Regions from separate parts of the Mus musculus genome. Here regions 1 and 2 are each linked to region 3. A link is a loop called in an ENCODE intact Hi-C map of the cell type or tissue named here. Cell type or tissue: gastrocnemius. All regions are shown on one strand. Each heading gives the region's core, and the rest is flanking DNA. Links, peaks and the distances in the headings are about the cores only. Region 1 has its middle 56 kb from the start of Gm40038. Region 2 has its middle 15 kb from the start of Gm42437. Region 3 overlaps Jade1 (jade family PHD finger 1).

Region 1 (10,537 bases), core at 4,896-7,395, 370 kb after region 3:
TGGGAGCCAATAAGGTTCTACAGTCACACAATGACGTGCTTGAACCTTGCTCTGATGCTTACCATCTATGACAGCAAGTCCTTGGAGCCTTCCTTTCTTTATCTACCAAGTTTCTTTCTTAGAAGATGCAAAAGGATATTCTGTGGAAAGTATGTGCAACCTCGCTCCCTTTGCCTTAGCAATCCTACATTCGATACCCCTGCCTTTGCTTATTGCAGGTCCCTATAACATACTCTTTAAGGGAGCCTGAAGGGGGCTACCACACTGAGCTCTAGGCTTCATTTAAGCATCTATTGGTCCCAAACTGCTCCCATGGAGATCCTAAATCAATCAAGGCAGGGCTAAGGAGAAGCATCAGCTTGCTGGTTCTCTGCAGTAGACTTTCCGTTTCAAGTAGGGCACCCCCAGCATAACTGCAGTCACACCTAGGACCTAGACTGGGAATAGCTAGTGTCCTGAATCAGGCTATTCTGCTTCCTCCCTCCCCTCCCTGACAAGCTTCAGAGGAAACGCCACTGGGGGAGGTTCTCTGTCTTTGAGCTGAGCTTGCTTCTGCCAGGCCACACCCCTAATTGTCCTGACCAGTCCCTGCTGTGTGCCAGTCCAAGCATAGGATCGCATGGACCCTGGTGCCCAGAAGGGGTGCAGTGCTGTGGGGGCTCTACTCCCCTACCGAGTACCACGCTTGTGACTTGGGGCACTTCTGACTTGGGGCAGCCCTGCTTCCATCTTTAACCTGGGTGCGACCCAGGCGTTTGAAGACTCAGTGCTATGGTGGGATGGTGAGTGTCGCGGAGTTACCACTGGTCCACAGCAGAGGGACAGAGGACTCATTTGCAATGTCTGCCGAGTTTTCAGTGTCAACCTTCCTGCCACTGCCCATTTCAATCTGCCAACATGACACAGGTCAGCTTGAAAAATAACTCAAAATGCAGCAGCCCACCCAGCAAACCACACAACCAATCACCTGGAAGCTTGCAGAGTAGTTTATAAAGCAACTTCAAAGTTCATGACACTTAATAGAGCCCTTGTGTGCCCTACCTGTTTGTAAAGACAGCATCCTACCTCACCTGCACTAGAACACAACAAATGCCAAGGACTCCCAGTCTCACTTGGAGATGGCCGCTGCTCCCATGTGCTCTGAGAGAATGGCATTGGATGGCATCTTGGCATTTTGAAGGAAACAGATACACCCTGACGGGTGAAATCTCAGAGATGCTCGCTGAACAAAAACACTGTCACCGAGTAAGCAAATAGTGACAAGCTTATAAGATGCTGCTGGCAAATCTGGGGCTGTCGGTGCTGAGCAGTTGAGCTGGGCTTGGTGGGAGCGGCTGGTTAGCCATTTGTCAGGCAAAGTCAGAACAGCCCTCCAGCTATAGCACAGAAGGCAGGGCGAAGCTCGTCAGCATTTTCCTTATGACTCTTAATTAGCAAGCAGAAAAGGAGGGAAGACGTTCTCAGCTTGGGGTACACAGACTTGCCCAGACACTGTCTTTGTTGAGAGCACTCAAGTCCCCACAGCTGAGAGCCAACTATGGGAGCTGCATTTTATCAACAGCAACAGGAAGCTTCATTCTGGGGATGAGTGTGTTTACCTTAACTTTGCCGGTGTTGGTTCAGAGAGGCAAGCTGGCTCTTCCAAGGTAGCACGACTGGACTTGAACCACTGTTCAGACCTTAAAGCCAAGGCCTTCAATCAGTCCATTGCTGATGCCTAGCTGGGGAATCATAATGATGGGCCACTGGCTTGGGTTAGAGGGACATTTCCTTGCCAATGTCCTTATACTTAAGAGTGAGTTTCCAGGGCCTGGGGAGAAGGTTTACTGGATAAAGGGCTGGCTGTGCAGCCACGAGGGTCTGAGTTTGGATCTCCAGCACCCATGTAAAGTAACCTTAGCATGCAGTATTCCTGGGATTCACAGATGAGCCTGTCTGATCAAACTCAAGAGCTACAGACTCAGTAAAAGACCCTGTCCTCAAAAGTAAGATGGAGAGCAACAGAAGACACCCAACACTGACCTCTGTCATGCACCCACCTGCACACATCTGCTTCCTGTGGGTGTTTTTAGGAGAGCTGTGGAGCCAGTGAGGAAAACAGGACTAGATTAGGTATGGTGGGTGGTTCCAGCCTGATTTTCAGAACTTGAGGCCATGCTTTGTGACCAAAGGTCTTGCCAGCCATGGGACAGGGAGTAAAGACTGAATCACCATAGCTGGGCTCTGAAGTGGCACACCGCTCTATAGCAACTGATTCTGTGAGGTTCTGCAAGCGTTAGAAACATGAGCAGGCCCCCACACTAGAAAGACATGTGCCCCCATGTGACAGATGGCATTAGGATGTACTACAACTGGTGACTTTGATCAAGTGGAAAACCTTGACATTTACACAAAAGAATGAGGCCATTTTAATGACATAAATCATCTTTAGGTCGATTTTTGTTTTCAGTCCCTGTGAACCCAAAAGCATAAAGGTCTGTCATTCAAGAAGGGACTGCATAGAGGCAACTTCTGAATCTTCCAAGGAGGTGCAGCAGTTCTGTATATATGTCCACAACCTGATTCTCTTCTTCCCAGGGCTCTACAAACACTTCACTCCTCTACCTTCTTAAGATCAAACTGGCCCATGTCTTAGTTTGGCAAAGGAAATACCAGATGTGATGTGTGTCACTCCTGGAACACAGACCGAGATGGCAAACAATCCACCAATTGGGTCTCAAAGCTGCTCAGCCAAGTAGATGCTCCACGAAGCTTTGGAAGTTGTTGTTATCCCAGTATGACTTCATTTCTCCTCCAGGTAGGGGGAGTCTATTGGAGACGTAACTAAGGGGAGCACAGCATGAGATCAAAGGTTGAACTGTCCTGGCCTCTTCCGAGCCCACAGGCAAATGTCTTGAAGGGTTCTTCCTGAAGTGGGCATGAGATCAGTGTCATCAGACTGGGCATAATAAATCTATACACTTTCAACTGCTCACTGAGAAGGCTCTAAATCACAGGGAACTATGTGAGAAGTCTCCTGAGCTGACATGAAATTGAGATTCATTAGGTGAACACTGTTTGCACAGTGATCATCCACTTCTCTGAGAGGGCCATGTTCCAAGATCACCCCTGGATGACTGATGCTTCAGATGATAGCAGAGCCTTCAGACTCCTCTATGGGCACAGTCTGATAGCACAGTGGCTACCCCACAGTGGGGCGAACAGATCACTTGGCCTAAATGACTCGTGTTCCCGACAGGATGCAATGGTGATACGAGATTCCACAAAGCCACCCAGAGTGGCGTATAACTTCAAATATAAATTATTCATCTCTAGAACTTCCCATATCCCTGATCGTGGCTGACTGAGAAGCTACTGGGAGTGAAACAATGAGCAAGTGGAAGACCCTTGAGTTAGACATGCCAGGAAGAGAGAAGAGGCTAGAACACTCTATTTCTTTCTATCATAGAACTCATAATCCACCTATTCCATTCAAACTTTCAACTGGAGACAACAGGTAATAAAAATCTTTAGACAATGATCCGTGTAATACTGCAAAGCAACAGGATGGGTGACCAAATTCACTGTCCACAGAAGGTTCTGCAGGTGTACTTGGCGACTTTTGTCACCTCTGAAGACCTAACCACAATCTGTGCTCATGTCACAGACCATATGTTCCTGTTGGCATCTATGGCTGACACTGGCTCTGAATGAAGGAATAGAGGCGGGGTGTTCAGATTCTCAAGACAAGTAGCTGAGGAGAAGAGAGCACTTCCCAGTCCTGGGGTGCAAGTGGAAAAGACCAAACACTAACACTCTGTCTGTGGGGCCTGCCTTGCTTTGCCAGAGTCCCTCGGCATGACAAGGAGATGCCTGGAGGAAAGCAGAGCAGGGCCATGAGGCCATAGCATCTCTCTGGCCTGTGTCTACCATGAACTGTGTGCCCCTGCTCCAGATGGCTTGGCTCTACCAGCCAGGGCTGTGGCCAACTCACTGGGCAACAACCAATGCACTGATTGCCATATTCACCATGGGCACCGAGCAGTAGTATTCGACCTGTCTCTTAAACAAAGTATTAAGTGTCACTGAGGAAGATTTGCTTATTACACAGAGACTGGTATCTAATCTCTCCCAACCCAAACAAACACATGTTGTGCAAAGTTACATGCCACCACAGTTAAAACAGAGGTTCTGCACTTCAGCTGTCTGGAATCATTGAAGACTAGATGATTGTGGATGACTGAATTTCCACAAACATGGAGAGTTAAGAGTTCAAGCCTCAGGCCAGGCAGTGGTGGCACATGCCTTTAATCCCAGCACTTGGGAGGCAGAGGCAGGAGTATTCCTGAGTTCGAGGCCAGCGTGGTCTACAAAGTGAGTTCCAGGACAGCCAGGGCTACACAGAGAAACCCTGTCTCAAAAAACCAAAAAAGGAAAAAAAAAAAAAAGTTCAACCCTCTGGGCTGTGCAAAGGTGGTTCAGTGACTAAGAATAGTTGCTGCTCTTGCAGAGGACCAACATTTGGGTCCCAGCATCCACGCAGCAGCTTACAAATACCTGTAACTCCAGTTACAGGGTATCCAATACCCTCTTCTAGCCTCCAAGAGCACATTGATACATGTAATGCACATACAAACAAGCAGGCACACACAGATAGATAGATAGATAGATAGATAGATAGATAGATAGATAGATAGATAGATAGATAGATAGAGATGATAGATAGATAGATAGATAGATAGATAGATAGATAGATAGATAGATAGATAGATAGATAGATAGATAGATATAGATGATAGATAGATAGATAGATAGATAGATAGATAGATAGATAGATAGATAGATAGATAGATAGATAGATAGATGGATGGATGGATGGATGGATGGATGGATGGATGGATGGATGGATGGATAGATAGATAGATAGATAGATAGATAGATAGATAGATAGATAGATAGATAGACAGACAGATATTTAAAGAGTTCAACTGTCCTCAAGTCTGAGAAACCCGTCAGAGAATGATAGCAGGGTGCCCACCATTGCTGAGCCTGGGAGAACATTATCACTCTCAGTAATTTGCCAGTGTCTTCAACATTCCTCCTGAGAAGAAGGGCAGCTCTTTCTGAAGGTGATGATGCTTGGGCAGCATTCCTCTGGTGGCCTGGCTCCAAAGCTCTCTACAGACAGATGTGTAGTGTGCCAGTTCATTCTCCTCTTCCTCCTTGCCCTGACCATCAACTGGAAATCTTGAGTGTGTAGTCATTGAGTAACAGCTTCATAGATCAGACACTGAAACGCTGTATACAGGAAACACAAACCATGTGGCCGTGTTCCTGGACTGAGGACAGATTGTTGAGGTCACAAGGCTGAAGAAATGAGCCAATGAGAAGATGCTGGGTCAAAGCCAAGTCAAGTGGGATCCCACAATGATGGACACAGAGTCCTAGCCTCTGTAATGGATAAGGTGGACATAGGAAGTCCCTGAGTTGGCCCTAGGTCCTAGGTGCTGTGGCCTGCCATGGGACACTAGTTATCCATAACAGTCTTGCCCCTGAATCACGTTCAAAACCCTGTCAGCAGGCCACCTCAGTGTGTCCCAGCAATTGCTCTCCAAATATTCAGGCAGGATACATGAAGAAGGGTGGGTCCCAGAGACCTAGACGCTGACCTGTCTACCCAGCCTTGACGCTCCCTCGTGTATGTCAGCAAATGCTTTTCGTGTCAGGCATCTGATACTTAGCATGGCAGGTTATACTGTCACTCATTCCTGCAGGGTTTGACGCTGTCTCAACATCTATTTGCTCTGCAGAATATTTTTAGCAGGAGATTGGGAGAAGGGTTGCTGAGAGAGTCGGTGGGGAAGAAAAAAAGCTGTCCTGATGTAGGCTGTGTCACATTCTCAATGCTGAGCTAAGTGCCTTGAACACATACATGTTCAAAGCGCAATTGCTAATAATGCAATTCCCACCTCCCCATGTTTATAAAAAGGAAGGACAGGAATTGAAAATAAGGCTCAGGGGATCCCTGGCAACTGCAGATCTTCCTTCCTCCCTCCAGGAGAAAGCCAGGGAACACCTAAGTGGTCTTAGAAAGATATGGCACAGAACAGGGGATTTCAAGGGGAAAAAAAAAGAAACCCTTTTCAAATACGTTTCAAACAGTCAACGCGCCTGTTTCCGGAACTCTCCAGAAGAACTGAGAGCTGAGAATGCTATGCCTCCCCCACCTCCACCCTCTAAACTGGCTTTCAGGTGACGCAATGACAAGACCTCTGCGGTGAGCTGTCTGGAGGGACACAGCCAGTCATCAGAGCAGGGGTGCTGCCATCTCTTGGATGTTCATGGCCAGAGCAAGACTCTGTCCCAGAAAGGATGGATTTCAGTGATAATATGAAATGTTACCGGGCAATCTGTTCTGAAATAATTGCTCTGCATGTTGGCCTTCTTTTCCTTTTTAGAATTTCAAAGGCATGGCAGGCGGAAAGCAGAGGCAGCCTGAGGGGCACCTAAATGACTAAATCCAGCCCACCACAAACCTAACTGCACAAAAGCTCTTCTCAATTAGTGGAATGCAATTAATGGTATTGTCGAAACACTCCTGTCACTTCAATCCAGTGCTATTTAGAGCTTCAATTTAGAACTGTGTGCAGATTTTAGGATGTGCAGTTTCTTAGCCACTGTGAGCAGTAACACCTAATCCCCGAGATTCACCTAAGTTTCAACATAGAGAGTAATGGCAGCCTTCTTTCCCATCCTTACACACACAGACACACATCCACTCACACACATGCACTCAGACATACACATACACACACAATCTTATATACACATTTTGGGGTACATACACATAGGCTCAATTTTACTCTCATACAGATACATACAGGCACATATACACAGAGGCTCATACACACAAAGATATATATTTTCTTTCTCTCTCTCTCTCTCTCTCTCATATATATATATACATACACACATATACATATATACATATATATGCAGAAGCACACACAGATGTTCACACATATATACATACACATATACCCAAGCATACATGCACACAGGGCTCATGTATTCATTCAAATATATAAATATATATATATATATATATATATATATATATACACACACACACACATATCCTCTCTTTCTTTAATACACACACACACAGAGGCTCATATACACACTAACATGCATGTATACACCCACACAGGCACACATAAATACAGTCTCCTGTACTCATTCACTGGAGAGCATCCCAGCTCAGCCATCACAACATCCCCCTCCCCAGTGGAAAACTGGATGTGTCCACATTGGAAATATCTAGGGTGTTCTGAAGTAGGATACAAATTCCAAGGCTTTCATTGCATGATGGTCCTTTTGAAATATTTATATTGATTGGCCCAGTTCCTGAGAGGAAATAGGTGTTTCTCTGATTCTCCCAAGTATAGGTCATTTTAGCTGTTGGCTTGTCATATATTTTTTTTAATCTCCACATTTCCCTGCAGATGTGAAAGGAAGATTTAAACAGCAATGTTAGCTGCTTTGGGCTAGATTTTCAAAGCTACGCCAGGGGAGGTGAAAGCACAAATCCTGTTATTGTTACAGGATTAATGCACAGAAGTCCCAGAATACCACTTTGGAAATGTAGCCTAGGAATATTATTTTAATATACTGTGTGTTATTTTTAGACCCAGCTATAGTCCAATTATCAGCTGGTGTATCAAAATGGAGACAAGACAGAGCTGTCGTTAATCCAGAATTCTAGTGAGATTTTTGGTATTTGTGTTTTCTTATCTCTTAGATATCTGGATTATTTGGAAGGAAAATTGGACAGAAACCACTGCAGCTGTTCCCTACCTGTTCTGTTGCTATAGAGGCTGCTGCTTAGAGTGCTGGTTCTATAGAATGTTTTGGCCCAGTTCCCTCGTCCCCAGGGGAGAGAGATTGTGCGAAGAGAGGCATTAAATCCTGAGATCTTTTGACCGTGTCACAAAAAAGCTGAAATCAACCATAGGACACACATGACTTCAAGGCAGCAAGCCATGGTTTCTGCCTCCAGTTATTTCTGTTTCTGCTTTGACACATCTTAGATTGTTATCCAAAAATAACTACCTGCAGAAGGTCTTCCATGGAGTGGCTTGGCTCCAAGTTGCCCCTATGGGCATCAGTGGGCACTCGCTGATTCTTCAGACCCCTGCTGTGGCTTTATTAAGCCATGCTTGTCTTTCTTTTCGGCTTCAGGAAATGTATAGAAAAGAGATGGCTACAGCTCTGGGACCGAGATGCATCCAACCCAGGAGATAAGTGGAAGCCTTTCAGTTGGAGAAGAAACACTGGCTTTGGGGACTGAGAAGGTGACTCGGTGGACAAACTGCCCCTGTGCGTTTGTGAGGGCCGGAGTTTGGATCCACAGAACCCACATTAAAGCCAGACGGGTAAAATAGTCACCTAGTCACCTTTAATCCTGGCACTTGGGAGACAGAGACAGGGTCTCCAGAACACTGAAGGGAGCTATGATAGGCAATATTGATGAGCTCTGGACCCATCAAGGACCTGCTTCAGGGAACACGGAGGAAACAGTCAGGAAGACACCTGGTATCAACTTTTGAACCTTACATGCACATGGATGTGAACATTCAAAAAAAAAGCATTCATACAACACACATACACATGCAAAAAAAATAATAAAGAGGCATTTACACAAGAGTTTTCTGAGTTTCAAATCTCAGGAGTGTCTCCTGTTATCTCAGAGTGGGGTCGGGGCGTTGCTCTGCGGTGCAGCCCATAAGCAAAGACCTGTGCTTGATCTCCAACACACACACGTACACACACACACACACACACACACACACACACACACACATCTCTCAGCATCCCTGGAGGATAGGTTCCAGCACCCCAGCACATACTAAAACCCATCAAAGCTCAAATCCATATATGAAATGGAATATTTGTGTATAAGGGACACACAATTTTCCACATCCTTTCTCTTGGTTCCTTATAACACAGTGTAAATGCTGTGCAAATCACTAGGGGGTACTATACATGCCAAGCATCTGCTCTCCTTTTTCCATCTCTTCCTCCTCCTCCTTTTCGTCCTCCTCTTCCTTCTCCTCCTCCACCACCTCCTCCTCCTCTTCTTCATCCTTCTCCTCCTCCATCGCCTCCTCCTCCTCTTCCTCCTCCTCCACCTAGTTGATCCCTCAGATAGAGAAGTTGTGGATAAGGAGGACTGACTATTAAGAACAAGCCTGTTTATTTAGTTCCAAGTGAGAAGCGGTGGATAAGGCACATCCCATTCAGCAAACGTGGGCATTTTTGTAAATTTTGTCCGTGCTCTCTAGAGCAGTGGGCTGACAAGCCTTGCTAACACCCATGTCAGGGACCTGATGTGTGTCTCATGTGGCTCTAACTCAAATTACAAGTCAACTTTCCTGTATAATCGGCACACAAAGATTAAGCTGTAAGTTGGACTGAAGGAAACTGTCGGGTTTGGTTCTCAGAGTGAACCATTCTTAACCAGTGATCTTCATCTCTGAGGCAGATATGATTGGGTCCTAGACTCTTAAAACCCAGAAATGTATGGACAGCACACACTGGAGTCAATGGCCTATTGAATCTTTTAAAAAGGACACAAAGCTGGGAGGTATGGAGGCAGAGGTGGACCTGGGAGGTCAAAACATAGGACACAAAATGTTCAAAGAATTCATCAAACATTGATCTATCATGACTGCCCTCTGAAAGGCCCAGCAAGCAGCTGAAAGTCAGATGCAGATACTTGCGCCCAACCAATGGACAGAAGTTGCTGGCCACTTGTGGCTAAATTAGGGAAAAGCTGGAAGCTGAGGAGGGAAACCCTGTAGGAAAACCAGTGGTCTTAATTAACCTGGCTCCCAGGATCTTTCAGACAGTGAGCCACTAACCAGGCAGCATACACCAGTTGATACGAGGTCCCTGACACCTATACAGCAGAGGACTTGCAGGGTCTGGGCTCAGTCAGAGAAGATGTACCTAATCCTTGAGAGACTTGAGGCCCCGGGGAGTGGGGAGGTCACGTGGGGTGGGGTAGACCAGGTGAGGGGGAGGAGGAGGAGGTGTGAAATGCAGAACACTGGGAGGATGAACAGGAAGTGGATAAAGTCTGGACTGTGAAAAAAGATTAAAGAATATTTTTTTTAAAAACTGCAAAAAAAAAATAAATTAAATTTAAAAAGTCCCAGAAGTGTCTTCAGGTATAGCATTGGAAGTAAAAATAGGTCAATTAATTTTTCTTATGAGAATTCTTACATGCATACAATATATAAAAGACTTATGCCCTAGTTAGGATTATTGTAACTGTGATAAATACTGTGACCAAAAATAACTTCAGGAGGAAAGAGTTTATTTGGCTTAAGCTTCTACATAATTGTTGATTATTGAAAGAAATCAGGACAGGAATTCAAACAAGGCAGGAACCTAGAGGCAGGAACTGATGCAGAGGCCAATAAAGGAGTGCTACTTACTAGCTTGCTTCCTCTGGCCTGCTCAGCCTGCTTTCTTAGAGAACCCAGGACAACCA
Region 2 (10,537 bases), core at 3,057-5,556, 560 kb after region 3:
ACTTTTTTACTTTCTAGAAGTACCAATGGTTTTTAGATACCAAAGCCAGTTACTGTGAGATAGAACTTCCCATGTAGTTTTAAATTTTGGAGCAGAGTAACACCCATCGCAGTAGCCTATAATGGACATGGTACTTCTCAGCTCCAAAGTTCCTTCCTTCTTACTGCTGCTACTGTGTCAAAAAAAACTCAAGCACGATTTAAAAATAATATATTTTGTAAACGGAAATAGAAAAGATGATGTAAGGATTCACAGAAATCAAAAGATACTTAATACAATTTGATTAAAGCATGTTTTGACCAACCCCCCCCCTTGTTAAATAACATAGTGAACACAAGCCAAAAATACACAAAGCTTCCTCCTCCACAGACATATTCATAAAGAGAAACTCATTAACTTTCCAGGTTTGACAGCAGCTCACCTCTGTGGGGCTTGAACCCTGTCAAGCCGAGGAAAGCTGACGATGTGGAAATGGGTGGGTTTGGAATATCAATGTCCATATGATCTTTTCTGGAGTGCTTTATGCTGCCTTGAGAAGAGTCTCCATTTAAAACCTTCTGTTAAACTAAGCTGACTTGACAACCCAAAGCAGTAAGACAGGGTGGCATTTCATTGCTGCTGCTACCACTGTTTCTAAGATGTGCCCAGCTCTGCTGTCCCTGAACTTGGGCAGTCCTCCTGCCTCAGCCCCCTGAGTCCTAAGATTAAAAGTGTGGCTAACACACCAGTACTAAATGGGAGGGTTGTATTACACTGATATTCTCTCTCTTAATCTCTCTCTCTCCTCCATCCCCCTCCCTTTTCTCCTCCACACTCCTCTGTGTGTGTGTGTGTGTGTGTGTGTGTGTGTGTGTGCGCGCGCACATGTGTGTGATGCATGTGCCAGTCAGAGGGCCACACGCCGATGCATGGGGTCAATCCTTTCCATTCACCATGGAGGTTTTAGGGGTTGCACCCAGGAGGTCAGGCTCTGGCTAGCACCTTTACACACAGAGCTATCTCACTGGCCAAAACGGAGGATTTTGACACACCTGTGAGATATTATGATGTCTTCCTTTGGTCCTTCAGAAACTTTGACAGTAGCCAGTTTCCAGCACAGAAGTTGTTTTTCAGCCTCTGTAGCCAGGTTCTGGTTTGAGGATACTCCAAAGACAGAATCACAAGTGTGTCACACAAAACTTACAATAAAAGACCCAAACTGTTGCTATTGCACACAGCAGCCAAACTCGAGTCTTGTGAATGCTCCCCTGGAAAGATTTCCGCAGGCACACTGCTATCCCCATGCCACTTGTTTGCCCTCTCCACCCCTGCTGTTTTAGAGGTCATGGTGCTGCTTAGAAGACTTCATACATTCCCTTTCCACGGTTTAAGAATTTAATCCCAGCACTTGGGAGGCAGAGGCAGGCGGCTTTCTGAGTTCTAGGCCAGCCTGGTCTACAAAGTGAGTTCCAGGACAGCCAGGGCTATACAGAGAAACCCTCTCAGAAAAAAAAAAAAAAAAAAAAAAAGAATTTATACAAGATATGTCATGTACATGGCACATGGATTTCAGGTGTTCTCTTTCTTCCTTTTCTCTTCATACTTTGTGGGAAACAGCTGTGGCCAGAAGAGACAGCATTTCTGGCCCTTACTTGTGGTGGTCAACTATGACAAGAAACTAAGTTTTGCCTGGACCATATCTCCCCTGATAATTCTTCTCCCTCAGAACACCTTGAATGTGACTACCTGAGCTGGTACTTGCATGATTTAGGCACGAGTAGTTCAAACCCAGGTAAGATGGGAGAACAAAATGCTTCAGAAACAGCCACTAAAAATTGTTTCTAGGAAACTGATATTCTAAAGCGAAGATGCTGCCCATGTAGTACGGCAAGTTTGTATTTTATGTAATCTATGAACATTGAGAAGACTTGAGGAAATCGTGGTGATGCATGCTTATAAGGCCAACATTCAGGAAGTCGAGGCAGGAGGATCAGAAGTTCAGGGTCAGCTCAGCTAATAGTAAGTTCAAGGCCAATTAGTTCAAGTTAGGCTGCACGAGACCCTAACTCAAGAGAGAAAAGACAATTCTTTCTTCTAGCGAACTACAGAGCACATGGGACTTTACCTGGGCCTCCTTAAGGACTCTACCATAATTTTGAACATTAACACCAGCAAGGCTTATGAAAAAGTACAATGGGAATGAAGCAGGCTAGGGCTGGTCCTGACTCAGTCAGGGTGTCTGTTGATCGGTTTCAGCCTAAGTAGAGGAAAAGGTGGGTACATGCTGACCTCTGTAAACCTGATTTACAGAGGATAAAAAGACAACTTCTGTGCTGGAAACCAGCTACTGTTGAAGTTGTTGTAAAAGTTGTAGAAGTTATCGATGAATTCCTGGGGCAAATTATCAAATGCGAACAAAAATACGAGTTCTGTAAAGCAGGGAAAGTCCAGCCTGGAATGTGTGGAGCCCCAGCTGGACGGGAGAGGCCACAGCTGGATGGGAGAGGCCCCAGCAAGGCAGTCTCATGTCCAGCTCCTGGAGGGTCACAGCAAGGCAGAATAGCTGCCAGGCACGGAGAGTGGCAATGTTTCAGATCCATAACGCAGGACCTACACTTCCTGGAACTTACCCTGGTCGACTGTTCAGCCCTGCTTCTGATAAGCAAGTGGACCTTCCACAAACAAGACAGGAAAAACAGTCCTACCTTATCTGTAGGCAAGTACAGTACAAAGAGCCGGGGCTTTAAGTTTCTTGATTCCACAGAACACTCCAATGAGCATTTGTAACTCCCTAGAGGAAGGGAGCCTTGGCCAGTGAGCGCTTAGTCTCAACAGCTGTATACATGGGACTCCCCATCTCACGTGCTCTGTCAATTGCTCTGCTTGGGTTCTGGCAACACCCCGAGATATGCAGGACTTTGTAGATGAAGGACAGTCACTTAGCACGAGGCGCCTGAACTCCACAGATGAGCAGTTTCACAATGGCAGCTGCTAGCGTCTTACCTTCAAACTGCAGTAGTCTGCTAATTTTTGTGGAGTGTTCTCAAAGTCCATACCTTAGATTATACTTAGGGACAGGCAACTGTAAACCAATTTAGACATTAACCATTACAGGTCTGAGATATCTACGTTTTAATAAAAATCAAATACCTTTTAAAACACTATGGGTGTGTGTGTGTGTGTGTGTGTGTGCGCGTGCATGAGTGTTTGGGGGTGGGTGCTGTGGCTATGCAGAGGCTGCACTGGTTAGATTCAAGTCCAGCTTATTCTATACAATGAGGCCCTGTCTCAAACAAACAAAACAACCATTTTGAAAAACAGATTGTCCATAGCCTCAGAATCACCTGGAAAAATCAAAACGCAATGGCACGTTCTGGCTTAGAACTTACTGCAGCAATATGTGTTGTTAGAAAGCATTCTATCAGCCAACTCTTTCTTCATTGGCCAAGAGAAAAGAAGTTATTGGAAGCAGGGCTGCTGATGTAGGGAAGAGTAGAGGATTCATTTGCCTAGAGAGAGAGGCTCTGGATCAATCCTTGATACCATATTTAAAAAAAAAATTAAAAGCCAAACTGGCAAACAGTAAAAGGCTACAGATGATTCTTTTTAAAAAGTATTTTATTCTTATTACTGTGCACATGTGTGCAGGTAACCACAGAAGCCAGAGCTGGAGATCCAAGCAGCCGTGAAATGCCTGATGTGGGGTCTGAAGGACTCAAACTGTTTATCTGTTCGCGTAGCTTCCACTCCCAACCAGTCATCCGCAGGCCAGCATGGTTCTTAATTAAGCCTGAAACAAATTCTTCATACCTTAATGCCAGAAAAAATATTATTTCTGAATAGTCTGTTATAAAAATGGTCATTTTTGGTTTATCTTTTTTTTTGGGGGGGGGGGGGGTGGAGAGTCTATTCTTTTCTAACCATTATGTCCCAGAGGACTTATCTAAGTCCTAGACATGTCTGCATCAGAAGCCACTAATTGGACAAAATACAGTCTTACCAATGAGCACTTGGCCTTGATTTCCTGCTTCAGGATTGTAGCCCTAGTAGCCTTCACCTGCCTAGCTGCCTAGCTGTGCGATAATGCGATACATGTCATAAGAGAATGCTTTACTATTAGGTTCCTCATGTCCCGGGCAGGACCTCTTTTCCAATGATTTAACTATATAATCTGTGTTGGCCAGGCATGTAAACAAAAATTTAATGTTTTCTCTATCATCCAATGAAATAGCTCAGTCTAATTTACTAATAACAGGGATATATGTATGAATATTAGTAATTCAAGCCATTGATATAATTTTATATCACCACAAGATGGAGTAAGAGTTCAACACACACACACCAAACACACACACACACACACACACACACACACACACACACACACAGACACACACTCCTATGTCACAAGTCCATAGCTCTGACATGTCCTATTCTGCCATCTAGTGGTTATACAATTGGCTATTATTCTACTGGATCTGTCTCCCATGAAAGAATAGAATAACTGAGTTTCTAGGGCCTAAGGAATTAGTTGCAGGAAAAGATGGAGCACACACAAAAAGTGGTAACATCACAGCATGACAGCAAGAGGCTAAGAAAATGCCAGAAATGCCGAGGTGTCAGCTCTCAAAACAAGTTCAGAAAAATCAAAATCAAAGCTACACCAGACACGGTGGTCCACAGTGATCATATCAGTAGAGGAAGATCAGGAGGCAAAGATCAGGAGGCAAGGCCGTCTTCAGCTACACAACCTGCTGGACCCCACGCCTGTCCCAGGAAAGGAAGGGCAGGATCTCCAGGGACTTAAATTGTGGATCTGATCACTTAAGATTCATAGTCAGTTTATAGTATTTTCTTTTCATCAAACGCCAATTTCTTTACTGCTAAAGTTTTACATTTAGAATTAAGGGGGGCATAATTTTTAACTTTTATCAAAAAAATGTACTTGGGGCTGGAGAGATGGCTCAGCAGTTAAGAACACTGGCTGCTCTTCCAGAGAACCTGGGTTCAATTCCCAGCAACCACATGGCACCTCACAACCATCTGTAACTCCAGTTTCAGGGATCTGCCATCTTCAGACATACTTGCAGGCAAAACACCAAAGAGCAGAAAATAAAAATAAATAAATGGCTTAAAAATGTACTTAAACATAAGATCAGACAGCACGGGGTCAATATTGTTGGTGAGGTAAATGCCAAATAAATTAATCAATGAATATAAACATTCCCCCTAAGGACAAGAAGAGACACGACCAAGCAATCTACAAAGAATACAATCAACAGACAGAGCAAGTTCTCACTCAGTAACCTGAGCAAGATGGCAATAGGCCAGCAAGACAGTTCACAAAGTAAAGGCCCTGCCAGCCAACCCCGATGACCTGAGTTCAATCCCCCCGACCCACACTGTGAGGACAAGTGCCTTCTGCGAGTTGTCCTTTGACCTCCACGTGTTCACTGTGGCATGTGTCCCAAAAGTGTAAAAAATGATTACAGGACAAGAAGATGAAAACAATCCAAACCCCCCCCCCCATTTTAATGGAGAGGAAAACTTGTAACTGCTGCTCACAAGGATGGAAGGAAGCACATACCACTGAGCCCCGATATCCAGCTGACACTTTGAATGTAAACCTCTGGAGATGGGACACTGTGTAACTAATGAAGGTTACCATATAAAAATGTAACAGTCATTACAAGGCAACAGCTCTGAGTAAAAACCAGCACTTTAAAATTCCGTATGTGTAGCATAATACCAATTTTGTTTCTTTCTTTAAAAAAAAAAGGTTATTTTCTTTTTCGAGCTTTTCTGAATTTCTCAAAGTACATGTATATGCAAAATAAACTATGTATTATAAACTGACTGCACCTCCATAGATAATAATACATCATTACCTGAACAAAATTACTGGCTTAGAAAACCCCCACTTACGTCTACAAGACCGCAGCTTGTTTGGCACCCTTCCCCCCCTTTTTTTTTGGGGGGGGATACTTAAAGTTGCTTTCTAAAGTTAAAACTTCAAAACTGTCACATTAGTAGACATTATAAACTGTGTTATTAGTATGCATGACAACCTAATGAAAAATTGTTTATGAATCAACAACCCTTTCTCAAAAGATTGGCTATCTCTGTCTTTTTCCTTATGTTTTCCTTCCTTTCCTGCTTCTCTCCCGTTCTCCCACTTTCCCTTTTCTGTTAGGGATGCAGTCCGGGCCTCACAGTGCTATGCAAGCTTTTGCTTCAGCGACATCACTGTATCTATGTACTTTAGGTTTATTTTTCCCCCAGTGGTGAGGATTGAACTCAGGGCCTGATAAATGCCTGGTAAGTGCTCTTCCACTGAGTTACATCCTCAGGAAATATTTTAATATGTAACTTATAAGAACAAGATAACCTCTCCAGTCTCCTCAAAAAAGACGATAATCAATGCCGTCATTGAGACTGGGTATTTCTGCTCGTGCGATAAAGTACTTCTGAATCATGCTGTGCTCAGTACAAATGAACCTACGAACTTCGTCACTGGAACTTCATTAATGAAACATAATGACAACTGAGCCTAGTAGAATTCAAACACGACAGCATTGTGAATAGAGCATGAATAAAGTTTAAAAGTTGATTCAGATGATTCAAAATAATTTATTTTTTAAATTCCACAAAACTAAAACTATTATTTATTTACATCAGTTACAATAGCACTAAGAATTAAAAATCAATTTATTACATCACTTGAAAACAATTATGAGTATAGGACAAGACAAAGAGAAACGAAATGGAAACACTAGGTGACCAGTGTGTGACTGAAACACCCACATGCACATGTAAACAGCAAGCACATTCAAAACAAATTCATTTATTTACACAACTATTCCAGTAAAACGCAGTTTTCAAGCATACGTGCAAGCTTCTGTAGAATCCATCGGCCTGAGTATACACACCCAGCTTATGCCAGTTCAGAAAGTTCCACATCTACACAGCAGCTGCAACTGCCTCTGACTTGGGAAAAGCAGTGTCCAGACCCACAGGCCTCACTACAGCTACAGTCTGCTATGCATTCCTTTGTTGTGTGTGTGTGTGTGTGTGTGTGTGTGTATGAGAGAGAGAGAGAGAGAGAGAGAGAGAGAGAGAGAGAGAGAGAAGGGAAGAAGGGAATAAAGAAAGGAAGAAAGAAAAAGAAACTTTCCTTCTAATTATGTATATACAAGAATAAAATAAATGTATGTTTCATCTCCATTTCTGAAGTTAAGACCTATATACATAACCTTCCCTTGCTTTTTGATATGTTCAAACATGGATTGACAGGGAGACAACTGACTGAGAGTTATACAGAAGAGATGAATACAATACACTGTATCTCCTGTAAGAGGGATGAGCTGAAATGTCAGGTATTCCATGTGCCGCAACATGTGTGTTTAAGCGTAATAAATAAAGCAATTTTGTTCTTGTAAACAGTCAAGAAAGCGTGATGGCAAAGACGCCATGGGATCCCCTGACGTCAAGCAGACCTTGTTTGTAGAATCAGGGAAAACATGTGGAGTTCATGTTGCTAGGGAAAAAAAAGACTACAATTTTTTTCCTTTTTGTTTTTCTGATTATCACAATTAAACATCAGAAGATCTATCCACATACACATTGAAGCCAATGTTGATTTCAAGAATACACGACGTTTGTGTACGTATCTACTTCCCTGGTACTTCAACCCTAGAGGCCAAGGCGGCACTGTCACTGTGAGTTGTCACTGGGCTCCTGTGGATTTCCCCTGGACACCGTCCTTGGGACTGCAGTTCCCTGCAGATGCAGGCTCAGCAGCACTTGGTGGAGGAAGTGTATGGTGAATCCTCTCCTCCCCAGAAGTAGATGAATGTCTTTGTCTTCCAAATTCCTCACTAGAAGGGAGCTGCAAGGCACGAAAGACAGCAGAGCAGACATTTTCACTACTCCCCTCTGCGTCTAAGCCAGACTTTCTAACCAGGGCATCCCCATTGGTGCTTAGAGACTCTAGCAGGATAATACATTCTTACAGCAACTCACAGGAGTACATTTACATTTCCTCGGCACACTGGGGCTAGCTTGTTCAGTCAGCACAAACCTAAGAAGCTTCCCCTATGTCTCTGGCCAGGCTATGATCAGGGTGCAATACAGAGCCCTTCCTCTAAGAAAATGGTTCAATGAGGCCACTTCTTCACTGGTCTTCCTTTAGCTTCTTGGATGCATTTCCATTCTAGTCCCTTCCTCACCACCAAGCTCCTGTTGTAGGCTTCTCCAGTGTCCGATGGCTAAACAACAGCTGAATGGAACCAGAAAGGGGGAAAAGATGCCAGGTCAAACAGCCCACGGCCGGTGTGACATTTCACTCAGGATTCCTGTGCTGTAGTGACTAGACAGTATTATTGAGGATATGAAAGTTAAATCCATTTATAATGCAAGCAGGAATTGAAAATGTCTGCTTTGGAGTCTGTTTCAGTTTTGCAGTTATAAATCTAACTGTATATAGTTAGACTAATATTCTTTAATCTGAAAAATAAATTAAAATAATAACCATCTTCCCCTCTCCTCTGCTGTATTTAGAACTGAGGGTCTATGTTTGTGGCAAGCATAACATCTTTTCTACTTTTTAGGGTTCCCCTCTCCTCACTTCCCTTTTTTGTAGTTATTTTCTTGATTTAACCTTTTGGTTTCCACTTGAAATCAAACCAATTAAAGTACCCACCACTTAATAACAGTCTTGCATTACTTTTTGATGCCAGGGACCCATCGGACCCAGAGCAACATGCACACTAGGCTTAGCCCTGACTCTAAATTTATTTTGAAGAACCTCCAAATGCATATATCATTCACACACTATATAAAAAGCTATATGGATAAAAGCACATTAAAAAGTAGAGAATTGCTGCACTCTAGAGGCAGAGGCAGGTGGATATTTGTGAGTTCAAAGCCAGCCTGGCCTGCAGAGAGCAAACTCTAGGACTGGCTGCACAAAGAAAACCCTGTCTTGAAAAACAAAAACAAAACAAAACAACAACAGAGCAAATAAAAAAGAGAGGGGAGGAAGAAGAGGACAGGGAGGAGGGGGAGGAAAGGGAAGAGGAAAAGGGGGGAGGAGGGGGAGGAGGGAGAAGGAGGGGGAGGAAGGAGAAGGAAGAGGAGGAGGAAGAGAAGGAGGAGGAGGAAGAAGAGGATTCTGTTGCCATACGTACTCACACACATGCTCAAATAAAATAATCTTTGAAAGAGAAGGTAAAAAGCTTGGGTGAGGACACAGCTTAGTAGTGACCACTTGCTCAGCATGTACAAGCAAGCCCTTAGCTCAGTCCTTAGCACAGAAAACGGTTCAAAGCTAAACTAGACAAAACTGACGGAAAAGGTTTTACAGTTCTAGTACATCTCATCAGTCTAGAAACCATGTAAGTATGGCTATGCATCAAATTCAAATGCACTGACAACTGTATTATTATGTGATACGTTCCCATTTGGGAAATTCTGTGTGTGTGTGTGTGTGTGTGTGTGTGTGTTCATGAGTGTGCATGTGTCTGTGTGGGAGTTCATGTGGAGACAAGAAGTTGGTGTCAGACATCTTCTTCTGTCAGCCTCCACCCTATCTTTGGAGATAGGGTCTTTCACTACACCTGGAACTCATGGATTGGGGTAGGCTGGCCGGCCATTGAGCATCAAGAATACACCTGTCTCTGCTTCCATGCTCTCTCCCCAGTGTCAGGGTTACAGATGAACACTCAACTGTGCTCAGCTTTCCCATGGATGCTGGGGATACCTGCTGTAGGTTTGGCAAGTTCTTTACCAACTGGGCTATCTCTCTATCCCCCATTTTTGTGAAATCAAAATGAAGAAAGTATATGGTAATTTTCTTACTATTCTTGTGCCTGTTTTCAAAGTTCAATGTCAAAAGTTCAAAATTAACACCCCCAAATTTAAGATTAACATTATGAAAATTGGTTAAGTTATAAAGTAATACAAGTGATAAAAACAATAGAGAAAAGAAATTAAAACTTACATCAACACGGAAGTCTTCTAACTTTTTAAAACGGCTGAGGTATTCCTGAAGTTTCGGGTCGACAGGCTGGGTCTTAGATTGAGAATATTCCAGATAGGCCCAAAATTTTTCCAGTCCATATAGCTGGCCTTAATAACAAAAGAATATATGCTATATGGAACTAACAACTCTATTGTGCACAGGATCTCACCAGCAATAAACCACATACAATGAATGAGCAATGGTAGCAGTTAACATCTACTGATTGCTTACTATAGAACAGATACTCCTTAGGTTTTTATCAAATATCGAACAATCTGAACCACATGTACCTAGCCTGGGCGGATAGCTCCTCCTGTCAGCATTGCAGATGGGAACACGGGAGCTGGCAAGGTCGAGGAACTGGCCTATGTCACATGGCTACTGAGAAAGGGATAGGGACTCAGACCATAGCTTACACTCCTCGTGGTATAATTTTACCTTGCCAAGCAACCTTATTATGCTCGTGAGAAGGACCACCAGTGAGCAGCCATGTTTGTTGGGAAGTTAATGTTGACACATACCTGTGTAAGGTAAGGC
Region 3 (10,537 bases), core at 5,046-7,545:
TCCCTTTCTCAAGAACACACCACAAGTGCATGTGGTTCTTCGAACTGACCACCAGGGGTTGTGTGGGAGCCTAACCAACCTGCTCCCACCTCCCCTTAGCCTAACTAGCACCCACCACCTTACCCGGAATCCTAACAAGGTCTAGAAAAGGACATCTCAAGAAGTCAGCATTAGATGATGAACTAAAAGGGCCTCTAATGAGCACTTAGAAATACGTGCATGACCATCTCCAACACGGTGGTGCAAGCCTCTGTGAGAACTGATCCTTTTGGCCAAGTACATTTGCACTCTCCTGCCTACGCTCTCATCTCAAATCACCTATGAGTCAGATCCTGTTGCCAAGCAGGTGATGAATCACTCCTCTCTAATAAGTGAGGAGCTGGAGGGAGATACGCATTAGCTGTTTCAGGCCACTTGGGTGCCTTTCGGCACAGGCTGCTTCAGGCCAGACAACTTGCATACCATCTCTGCCACACTAATGAATTTAATAGGTATCTAGCAGTCAGGGGAGTAGGTATGGAAGGTGCTCAAGACGCATCCCCAATTAGCAAGCCTTGGTCAAAAACCACCTACGGGAGTGGGAGACCCTGGGGAGGACAGTCCACTCCTAATTATTCCTGCAGCAGGAAAAAAGGTCCAGCCGGGGACTCCAGAGGTAATGGAGAGTGGGGGAGGCACCAAGCAGCAAACAGCTGAGGGGAGTGCCAGCAGCTGAGGCTCCAGGCAGCCAACAGCCACTTAATCAGCAACCCAGGAGTGTGATAAACACGTGTGTGTCTATGTATGCAGTGTACTGAGATTGCTAAGGGCTCCACAGACATACCCAATGCCCTGTGCACCAGGAATCACACCACACGCAGACATCACCCAGAGAGGGATGCGCGCCACACACAATCGTACTCTGTATGTGCACAACCTCTGTGATGACTTAGCACCTCACTGCCAAGACTGTCTTCTGTAATAGGTGTATATAAGTCCATGCACACACATGAGCACCTGCAGCCTGTTCTTCTCCACAACAGAGCTGGGAATGCCCCTGTGGATTAGCCTAGAAGCAAAGATGAGCCAATGGGAGGCAGTGCTTGGCTCTCTCTAACGAGCCCTTCATCAGCACCTAGGAAATGTCTCCCCAGGTTAAACAAGGAATATTCCTGCCGCTGCCCCATCCCCCATAACTCAGATACATCCCAGTTCTCAAAACCAGGCTCTAAACTGCTGAGTTAAGCCCTTGGTCATGTTCCTGGTGCTCCATTCCCTCCAGCTCTATAAGGACAAGGGAATAGGGGATGAAGATACACCCCATCTGATCTTGGAGAACAGTAAAGATTAACAGGAGAAATAATCACAAAGCAACTCCCACACTGGCAGTCTTGCACAATGCAGTGAGTTTACCAGCCCATAAATATGTTTAACCAACATGACCTCATGCTGTAGTGTGTACAAGGATCTGAGAGTAATGACTGGCTATCATCTCTAGGCAAGTGCCCGCCTCTTTACATCTTCTTCTCTAAGTCATTATAAGGTGTCGGTGTCAATCATTACCCTCTCCAGGTCCTGCCGCAGGTGCGTGAACAGCTGCAGCCTCCTAAACAAGACATCCTGCTCCCGCTTGGCTAGATTGTCCTCTTCGTCTTTCTTTGGGGTGATGAGGGGCTTGTTGAAGTTGATCTTCCTCTTCAACTTCCAGTACTGGTACAGGAAATCCACCACTTCCTCAGGCAGCCGCAGCGCCCTGGCCACATCCAGCAGGTTGACAAAGGTGTAGAACTCATCCTCCAGCTGCTGTAGCTTCTGCTTGCGAACACTCACCCGGTGGGCCTCCTCTCGATTCGGCTCCAGACTACCATAGGGCTCCAGAGGGCTCTGGGGAGAACTCTCAGGGGCCCCATTCTCCTGGGCTGCTCCTTCACCCAGGCCCTCCTCGGGTTTCCTGTGTGAGCTGTGCTTTGGGCAGTAGGACTTGAATTTGACTTCATCATTCTCTGCCAATATGGTCTTCATCTCCAGGCCACGGTCAAAAGCACAAGTCACGTGGAAGGCTGTCCGGCAGTTCTTCACAGAGCACTGCAAACAACACAGGGAGACAGTTACAGAGCGGTGGCAACAAGAGCCCCCACTGCTGGCCACCCCATATGATGACAAAGAAACACTCAATGAGACAGAAAAGCTTTACAAAGATGAACAGGTTTGAAGGAACGTCAGGGCACAATGTAGGGTAAAGCTTTCAGAGAGCAAACTATAACTTGCTTGAAACAATCACAGCACTGAAATCTCAGAGCAGGGGAGGGGGAGGGCTGTACAACTGGCTCCTGTTGGGGAGGGTGGCACAATCCCCAAGCGAATGCACTCTATGTACAGCGCATACTCTGAGGCCTTAATTTAGTTCTCCACGACTTGAACGCAGTTTTATAAAAACTGTGAATAGCAATGTCCTCAGTGCACACATTCCTGATCAGTTTTAAAAGACTGTGAATCCTCAGTGCAACCCCCAGCGGGAAAAGGTCCCAACTCAGGAAGGTAAACACAAGCAGCATGGAAGTAGCATCTAGGGATCACGCCAGAGGAAAAGAAGGAGAGACAAGAGCCCAGTTCAGGAAGGATGGAGAAAGGTCTCCCTGCTGCAGACGCTCCCTTCCTTTAGGCCCCAAGGAAGTCAGCACAGAGGCCAGGCCTCATCAAGATGCACTGAACACCCTGCTCACTCCCCGCCTGCACAGGGCTACAATTTAGTGCCTTTGATCCAGATACAAGCCTCTGGCCAGCAGGAGCAAAGTGATTAACTTCTCGTGTCTGATCTCACTGAGCAAATCCCTAGAAAGAGGTACCTCTTGGAGGCTGAAGCCAGTCCCTTAAAAGCAACTGTATTGTGTGAGGCCAAGGGATCCCTGGGGCATGCCAGGCTGCACAGACAACCAAGGAGCTTGTGCTCCAGGCCAGCTGAAAAGCTTAATTAAACTCATTCAACAGACCCTGCCATCACATACCACAGAGTAGAGACTGGAGTTGGGTTTCCCCCTCATCACTTCAGCGTTTAAGATGCACTTCAGTGCCAGCCACAATCTAATCCTTTACTGTACAACCGCAGCCCCTTCACCACCGCCAATTCCAATCACCGAAAGCCTATGCACCATGCTTAATCTGTACCTTTATAAATAACCTCAATTACAAGAAGCCTGTGAAAGCAATCAGCTCTGGTGGCAGAACACACGCAGACACACCTGGCCACTCTCATGAAGACACACTGTTTCTCCACACAGCAGGAAGCCGAGCGGGAAGTAGAGCGGGAGCAGGTGACTGAGGTGCAGTCTGCGTCTGCCTTAAACTACACTTAACCCAGGCCTTCGAACCTTAAAGAGAAATGAGCTGCAGCAGAGTACTTATACGGGACTTTGAAAAGATGCCAAACGGCCTTCCTCTGGGTGTTCCTATTCGGGTTGACTCAGCAAACAGATGTTACAGAAACAAACTAGTCTTCCCAGCTGCAGACATTTCTGAGAGGAGTTCTCTTTAATAAAAATCAATCTATTTATTTTGTTAAGATATGAAACGTCATCTGCCTTCCTTGGCCCCTTCTTCAAATTAATGCTCTGGGGACAGAGATCAGTGGCAACATAAATGTCCTTAAGAGTGTCTCTCCTTGAAAAATAGACAGGGCTCGAGTTTGCCTCCCACGAAACATCAGCTAAGGAGCAGGGTTGATGTGCTCAGAGCAGCTAACCCAGGCACAGGAACTGCCATCCTCCCACACACGCCAGACACGCAAGTCCTTTTTGACCTCTCCTCGATTCCTTCTGCCCAAATTCATTTTAGTTTTCAACAGATTCTACTAACAACAACAACAACAAAAATCATATCTTTAAGATCCCCAAAGCCAAATCTCAGCTGCCCAGTGCCTGCCCTGGTATTTTTTACTAATGCCTGAACAGCAGTAGAAACCATAACAGTGAAAAGTCAAACCACTCAAGGCTTGTTAAGAAAGTGAAAAGAGCCCACCTTTAATCCCAGCACTGGTGAGGCAGAGGCGAGCCGACCTCTTGAGTTCAAGGCCAGCCTGGTCTACAAAATGAGTTTAAAGACAGCCAGAGTTACAGAGAAACCCTGTCGTGAAAAACCAAAATAAAGAGGAAAAAAAGGGGGAGGGGGGAGGGGAGGGGAGGGGATATAATACCAGTCAGTGGTTTGGGCACCTTACTCAAAGAATCATTGCTCAACCAAAATATAGCATATTCCACCAAATGAAGAAACTGTTTTAAAGCCAGGGCCACACTTGTCAAGTCATGCCTGTACCTGTTGTATTCTCTATATTGAAAGAAGCTGCCCAAACAGTGTTTCTGTCCACCAGATTTCAACAACAAACAAACAAACAAAAGCAAACAGACAAACCAAAAACTGAAGAATCTGAGGCCTACTTGGGTCCCTGCTGGAGTCCAAATTAACCTTCAACACAGTGTTCTAGGCCTCAAATCATAACCGACTAGATATCAATGAATGAATGAACCCCAGAAATCAATTACTCAAGAGTTTCAGACAACACACAGATACCATTTTCCCATTAACTCTGCATACCTCGTGACTTTCTGTACTTACCTGTACCTGGCCATGTAAATGCAATCAATCAGCCTTTTACATGCTGGCTGGTTCACTAGGGCAGCAGTGTGTGTGTGCTCCAGACTCCCTCCCGGTGTAAAAGCAGAGGCCTGCCCAACACCTACCTCAGCTACAGGCATCCCCAGCAGGGAGCCCTGAGGACTTCTGGTCTGTGAGACTGGTCTGTGGTAATGAGACTACAGTGGAAGGCTAGACAACTCAAGTGCCACAGTCAAGAGTATCTAAGCCTCGGTTCTTACCAGGAATGTCTGCTTATGAAAAGAAGAGGACTCTACTAGGCTTAGGCCAGACAAACTGGAACTGCCTCCAAACCCAGGCAGATTTCCAGATAACCTTCCTCCTCCTAACCCTCCAATGAATGCTGTGTAGAGCCTCCTCCCCCACCCTGCTCCCTAGCACACAGAGGAGGAAAACAAAGCTACGCTTACTGAGCCATTGTTACCTGTATGGAGGCCCCGAATTTCTCATTGCAGAGGCTGCACACAAGCGCCCACCGGCTGCTGGGAATGTGAGACACTTTTGTGATGGGCTCCATCTTCTCAGGGCTGCCAATGCTTACCTAAAGATCCAAAATAGCCAGATGGGCATGACACGGATAATCAGAGTCGTAACACAGACCTGAGGGCTAGCCCCAGGGCCCAGCTCTGGACTAGCAGCAGCAGAGCCCAGAGATCAGCCCCCATTGATACCAGCTTGCCAGTCTTTATAGACCTCTCTACAAGTTTTCACTTCTTTCAAGTATCTGATAGCAAAAACATCTATCTTATCGTAACAAGGCTAGGGGCTGGAGAGATGGCTCAGAGGTTAAGAGCACTGGCTGTTCTTCCAGAGGTCCTGAGTTCAATTCCCAGTAACCACATGATGGCTCACAACCATCTGTAATGGGATCTGATGCCCTCTACTGGTGTGTCTCAAGACAGCTACAGTACATCATATATATCAAATAAATAAAATCTTTTTTAAAAAAAGACTTTAGATTGACAAGAATTTTTAAGGACTAAAAACCCATTGTAAACATATTTAAATAATAGAATGAGCAAAGAGATAAACTATATTTAATAGTATTACATCAGAACACATAACTATATTAAAAGTAAAAATCTAGCAAGATAAATATGGAATAATGAACTGCAAACTGGTTAATATTAAACCAAAAGATCCAGTGAAACTCCCATGTAAATCATACCCAGGCAATTTTCCTCTGGAGGGAAAAAAAATGCAGCAAATCACACACCAAAAATACTGGAATTTAAATGACAAATGATATTCTCATCACAAGCCATGCAAATTAAATTAGTTAAGGTCTGGGACTGGAAATAAATTAGAGCAGACCTGAAATTAACAAGGTGGAAGCCGAGGAAGAATTTAAATAAAGCTCACAGAAGTGTGACCTAGGGCACTGTGGTACTGCACTCGGAGTTTGGCAAACACAAACTGGCAGGGACAGTAGCATGGCTACCCTCAGGACAGAGCCGTGAAGGTGCCAGGCCTGGCCTGTGAGTGCTGTCATCTACGTGAGGGTTTCCAGAAATGGAAAAGTGGGGCTATTTGTGGACACCAGGCCACTGCTGCCTCCAGGAAGCCCCTCCACAGACCCGCTCTGCTCAGGATCAGCTTGGGGACAGAGGGGACCCAGCAGCTCTACTGCTGCCTGTGAGTCACTCACTCCCACCTACCCAACCCCAGCAGGAAACCAGGACTGTCTCAATTAAGATGCTATCAGAAAGCAGGCTTACCTCAGGGATCCACAGGGCACAGCTGACGTGGACCCACTTGGTTCCGCTGCGGGTCGGCTTCATAGCTCCGCCTTTCTTGGGACACAGCAAACATTTTGGCTGAACTCCCAGGGCACATGTACGACATAGCCAACTGCCCTCTGGCACCTTGAGGATCCCATAGCAAGCCTGTAAGGCCACAACTTTGTTATTTATGTGTATGGGTGTCTTGCCTCTATATATCACTGTGCCACACACTGTGTAATGCCCACAGAGGCCAAAAGAGGGTGCTGGATCCCCTAGAACTGGAGTAATGGCCTGCTGTAAGCAGCCAATGTGGGATCTAGGAATCAAGCCTTTGTTCTCTTGAAGGGCGGTCAGCAAGTCTTACGAGGCATCGCCCAGCCCCTATTTGTGAACTGAAAAACAATCTAGAAGGATTTTCACAGAGCCACACCAAAGTAGACATGCCCATATCCACCTAACTGTGATCCTGACCCTCGAGGAAATATGCCAGCCCACCTCCAAGCACCCATGTGCCTGAGCTCCAAAGACACGCCACATGTGTCTTCAGCACAGGAAGTCCCAAGAACTTGACAAGAGGGATCCTAAAATAACGAGTGTTGCTGTGGTGCGGAAGAGACCCAGCCATAAGACAGTTCCAACCACTGAGCAGCCAATGCTCCAACCTGGCTGCAGGCTTCAAGAGGGTACAACAGACCTCTCTCTGCTTTCATGATGGGCGTGACACGGAACGAAGGCAAAACAAAGCACCAAAGCCAAGGTGATAGTGGCTGGGCAACCATTCGCTGCTCAAGCTGGACACACTCCTCCTACTGGAGTCCAACAGAGTTCATGCGAACAGACAGCCGCAGAAGAGCGAGACATTTCAAAATGAGAGTTTGGTTTCTTTCGCTGATGTTTAAAAACAAAGCCTGTTTTGCACAAGTTGGCAAAATTACACAAGACAACCCAAACTGCAGAAATTAAGGCTTTTACAACTGAAATCATTATGCTGGTTTAAAGAAAGAAAAAGCAAATGTTTCAATAAGGGGAGTAAATAAACAAACCCATGGTAGTACCGGGAGTGTGCTCAGACAGCCCTTTAAAACCCAGACAGTTCACAACGTTATCCTTAAATGAACTGCAAGTCGGAAGTCACAGGAACCTGGCTCTATTTCTCCAGGCAGAAACAGCACAGCCACCATGAAATCCGAACGCCCAGGACACAAGAAGGAAAACACAAGGATGAGAGCGGAGCTCAGCAAAGAAACAGTAACACCGCAGTCCTGAGAGCTCCGCGCGGCCACGAATGAGCAGTGGTCAACAAGTCTACCAGCAAAGCAGTGTTCTTACAGATCTCAACAGTAGTAGGAGGGCTTCAAACGCCATGGCGTTCTAGAGCTCCCTTTGAAGCGAGGATCTCGTTTACTGGAAAGGCACATCTACACTAATCAAGTATGCCTTAAAGACAAGCCATGAAGAATCTCACGGAAAGTAAAATAAAGTGAGCGTGAAGTGTCGAGAGCAGAAGAAGCGGAAGTCATCAGGGCCAACTCTGCCACCCACATGCTAAGGTGTTGGCACACAGCCCTGATGGCAGCTTACAGACTTCTGAAGCACAGAGCACAACTGGATTTCAAGCAGAAATCTCGTAACAGCAAATGTCAGAAGACTTCAGGGTCACTAGGTCAATGAGAGGCAGCAGCAACAGTGGCAGTCGTGTGGCCTCCCATCACACACACCTCCACAGGGACTCCAGGGCAAGACGCCCTCTGGACCACAAAGCCCAGATACAAAACAGGTCCGTCTCAGGGTTCCCTGTGAAGATGAGCTGAGACGGGGCCACCGCTGGTGAAGCCATGGAGTTTTCTAAAGCCCTAGAGGTGAATTATAGAGAAAGGGGTAACCCAGATCTCTGAGTGTGGCAGTGAGTATGTGTGATCTCAGCACTCAGCGGCAGAGGCAGGAGGATTATCTCAGTTGGAGGCTATCCTGGCCTATACACTGAGATACAGGCAGCCAGGGCTATTTTAAAGAACAATAATAAAACACAGAGCTCAGGTCACACAAGCAACTTTCCACTTTCTCCGAGAGTCACTGATGGCCTCACAGAAAAGTACGTCAGGACAGTTTTCTAAATCACAAAACTGCCTGGTACACATGTCCCCACGCAAATCCACATCACTTGACCACCACATTCAAAGTCAAATACAGAACTCGACAGACAGACAGCTGTGTGGTTAAAGGCACTTGCTGCCCTTCAAGGACCCCAGTGTGGCTCACAGCACCTATATCAGATATCTCACAACCTATATGCCCAGCTGAGGGGATCCAACTTTCACTTCCTCCAGCATTCACACAGACAGACAGATAGACAGACACACACACCACCACAAAGTAATAATAAATCTGTTAAGTTACATGAGGGGTAAAAGGCCCCTGTATCTATGCTTAAGCTTTCTAAATTACCTTCACTAAAAGACAACAGCAAGCCCCCACCAAGGTGGGTCTACTGCCACCTTGAAATAATGCTCACGAAAAGGGAGTCAGAGACGGCTCAGCAGTTAAGAGCACTGACTACTCAGAGTTCCCAGCACAGGCAGTGTCTTACAGCCATCGCAGAGCTCCAATTCCAGCGGAGACCCCTGACGTGCTCTTCTGACCTCTGGGCACCAGTCGTTCTAGGTGGTGCACAGACATACACATGCACAATATTCATACACAGAACTAACCAAAATCTAAGACGAAAAGTCAAAGGGGTGCCTGACCCCCTTCCACAGCTAAGCTGATACGTAAACACATGAACGCTATGGTTTATCCTGTATCCCCCAGAAGATACTTTAGGACCGCACCACCACCTGAAAACGGGACCTTTAGAAACAGTTGTGACACACAACTATGTAAACTGAGACCACACTGTGCAGGCAGGCACCTAATCCAACAGGACCAGGACTGTGTGAGAAGATAACCCTATCTAGACAGACACACAGGGAAGACATCGTGAAGACTAATGGGCAAGCCAACCACCAAGGACTGACAAGAATCCACCATGAGCTAGGAAGAGACAAGGAAGAACAAAACTCCAGTTCCAGAGACAGCTTCTGTTGTTTTAGTCACCGCAGTTAAAAGCTAACGTAGAGTTTAAGCACCCTTTGCTCGGGTTTGTTTCCAGTGTTCCCAGTTGAATCGCAGTGCCTTCGTGGAGTAAAGGCAGAGAGCCATGCCCTGGGATTACAGTCAGGTAAGACTTTCCTAAAGCACAACTGTGGGATGCGGCTCCATTAGGAAGAACCACCCTAGACTCCAGGCAGTACAGGCTGGCTGAGAGGCTCAGCACCAGAACGGCACCCAGCTCTCTCTGGGCTCTGCTGCCCCACTCACCTGGTGCACACAGATGTTACACTTGTCACAGAACACCATCTCGTTGCCGTCCTCGCCATCAGGTGACTGGCAGACATCGCAGACAACGTCTTCGTCGTATTCAATCCCCAAGCCCTCTTCTGTCTCTATGGCATGATTCATATTGTCATAGCATCGCTGTTCGAATTCCTCCAAGACCCTTTCCATGGTGTACTCGTCCAGCTCCGGCATCCCTGCAGGAAAACACCGCAGATCTCCCCTGAGTAAGTGCGCAGTGAGAATTATAGCGAAGACACTGGCGTGTTTAAACTCCCAAATAAACATAAATAAAGGTAACTGAGCACCAGAGAAAATGCTACTCTGTGACTCTGAGGCCAGTCCACAGATAACGCCTCCATTCCTTATGGAAGACACAACAGAGAGAAGCAAAACTCAAAACAACTTCCGCAGCATCCTAGGATATTAAATGCATGCCCTGTTAAACGCCCCTTCACACTCTTGCCGACACTGATCTGACTCAGAGAACAGGACTACATATTATGCTGCTTGGGTTTTGCTGTTTGGGTTTTGTTTTGGTTTTAACTTTTCTTTCTTGCTACTTTAAACAGTTCCCTGAAGCAGATTTCACAGCAAACATCCTAACGTTTTTAACTGACTTATCCCTCCCCACTTTGAATTCACCAAACTGAAATGCATAAATTTAGATCCACGAGCGGCAAACACAAGGAAATGTCTGGAGCAAAGAAGTCAGCTCACTAGGAGTTAAATAAAATACAACACACTTCCTTCTACCAGCAAATGCCTTGAGGGAGCAAGGGGGATGGTGATGATGGCTCAGTGGCCAAGAGCAG

The links. A loop is a pair of places that touch in the nucleus more often than their neighbours do. Peaks named below come from ENCODE experiments on the same cell type or tissue, not always from the same donor. Only the 100,000 strongest peaks of a DNase experiment are listed, where the experiment ranks them.
Region 1: a loop joins it to region 3, with 3 times the contacts of the local background. A loop is called at or near these places in 10 of 42 quality-filtered maps.
Region 2: it touches region 3 in a loop (4-fold over the local background); 5 of 42 quality-filtered maps call a loop at or near these places.

Annotation. Positions count from the first base shown.
Region 1 is chr3:41,224,427-41,234,963 of GRCm38, reverse strand. No RefSeq gene overlaps it. Among named protein-coding and RNA genes, the nearest start is that of Gm40038, 56 kb to the right of the region's middle. In gastrocnemius, for the core only: a CTCF peak has its summit at 6,314 (motif pointing left); a DNase peak (open chromatin) is centred at 6,273; H3K4me3 peaks cover 506 bases; H3K27ac peaks cover 1,620 bases.
Region 2 is chr3:41,036,260-41,046,796 of GRCm38, reverse strand. It overlaps a transcript of Larp1b not described here. Among named protein-coding and RNA genes, the nearest start is that of Gm42437, 15 kb to the right of the region's middle. In gastrocnemius, for the core only: CTCF peaks have their summits at 4,248 (motif pointing right) and 4,449 (motif pointing left); DNase peaks (open chromatin) are centred at 4,357 and 5,351.
Region 3 is chr3:41,595,997-41,606,533 of GRCm38, reverse strand. It overlaps Jade1 (jade family PHD finger 1), which reads right to left. Exons shown (of 11, transcript NM_001130184.1): 6 at 9,708-9,919; 7 at 6,345-6,512; 8 at 5,051-5,167; 9 at 1,543-2,064. Among named protein-coding and RNA genes, the nearest start is that of Jade1, 46 kb to the right of the region's middle. In gastrocnemius, for the core only: CTCF peaks have their summits at 5,323, 5,522 (motif pointing left) and 6,603 (motif pointing right); DNase peaks (open chromatin) are centred at 6,125 and 6,540; H3K27ac peaks cover 1,240 bases.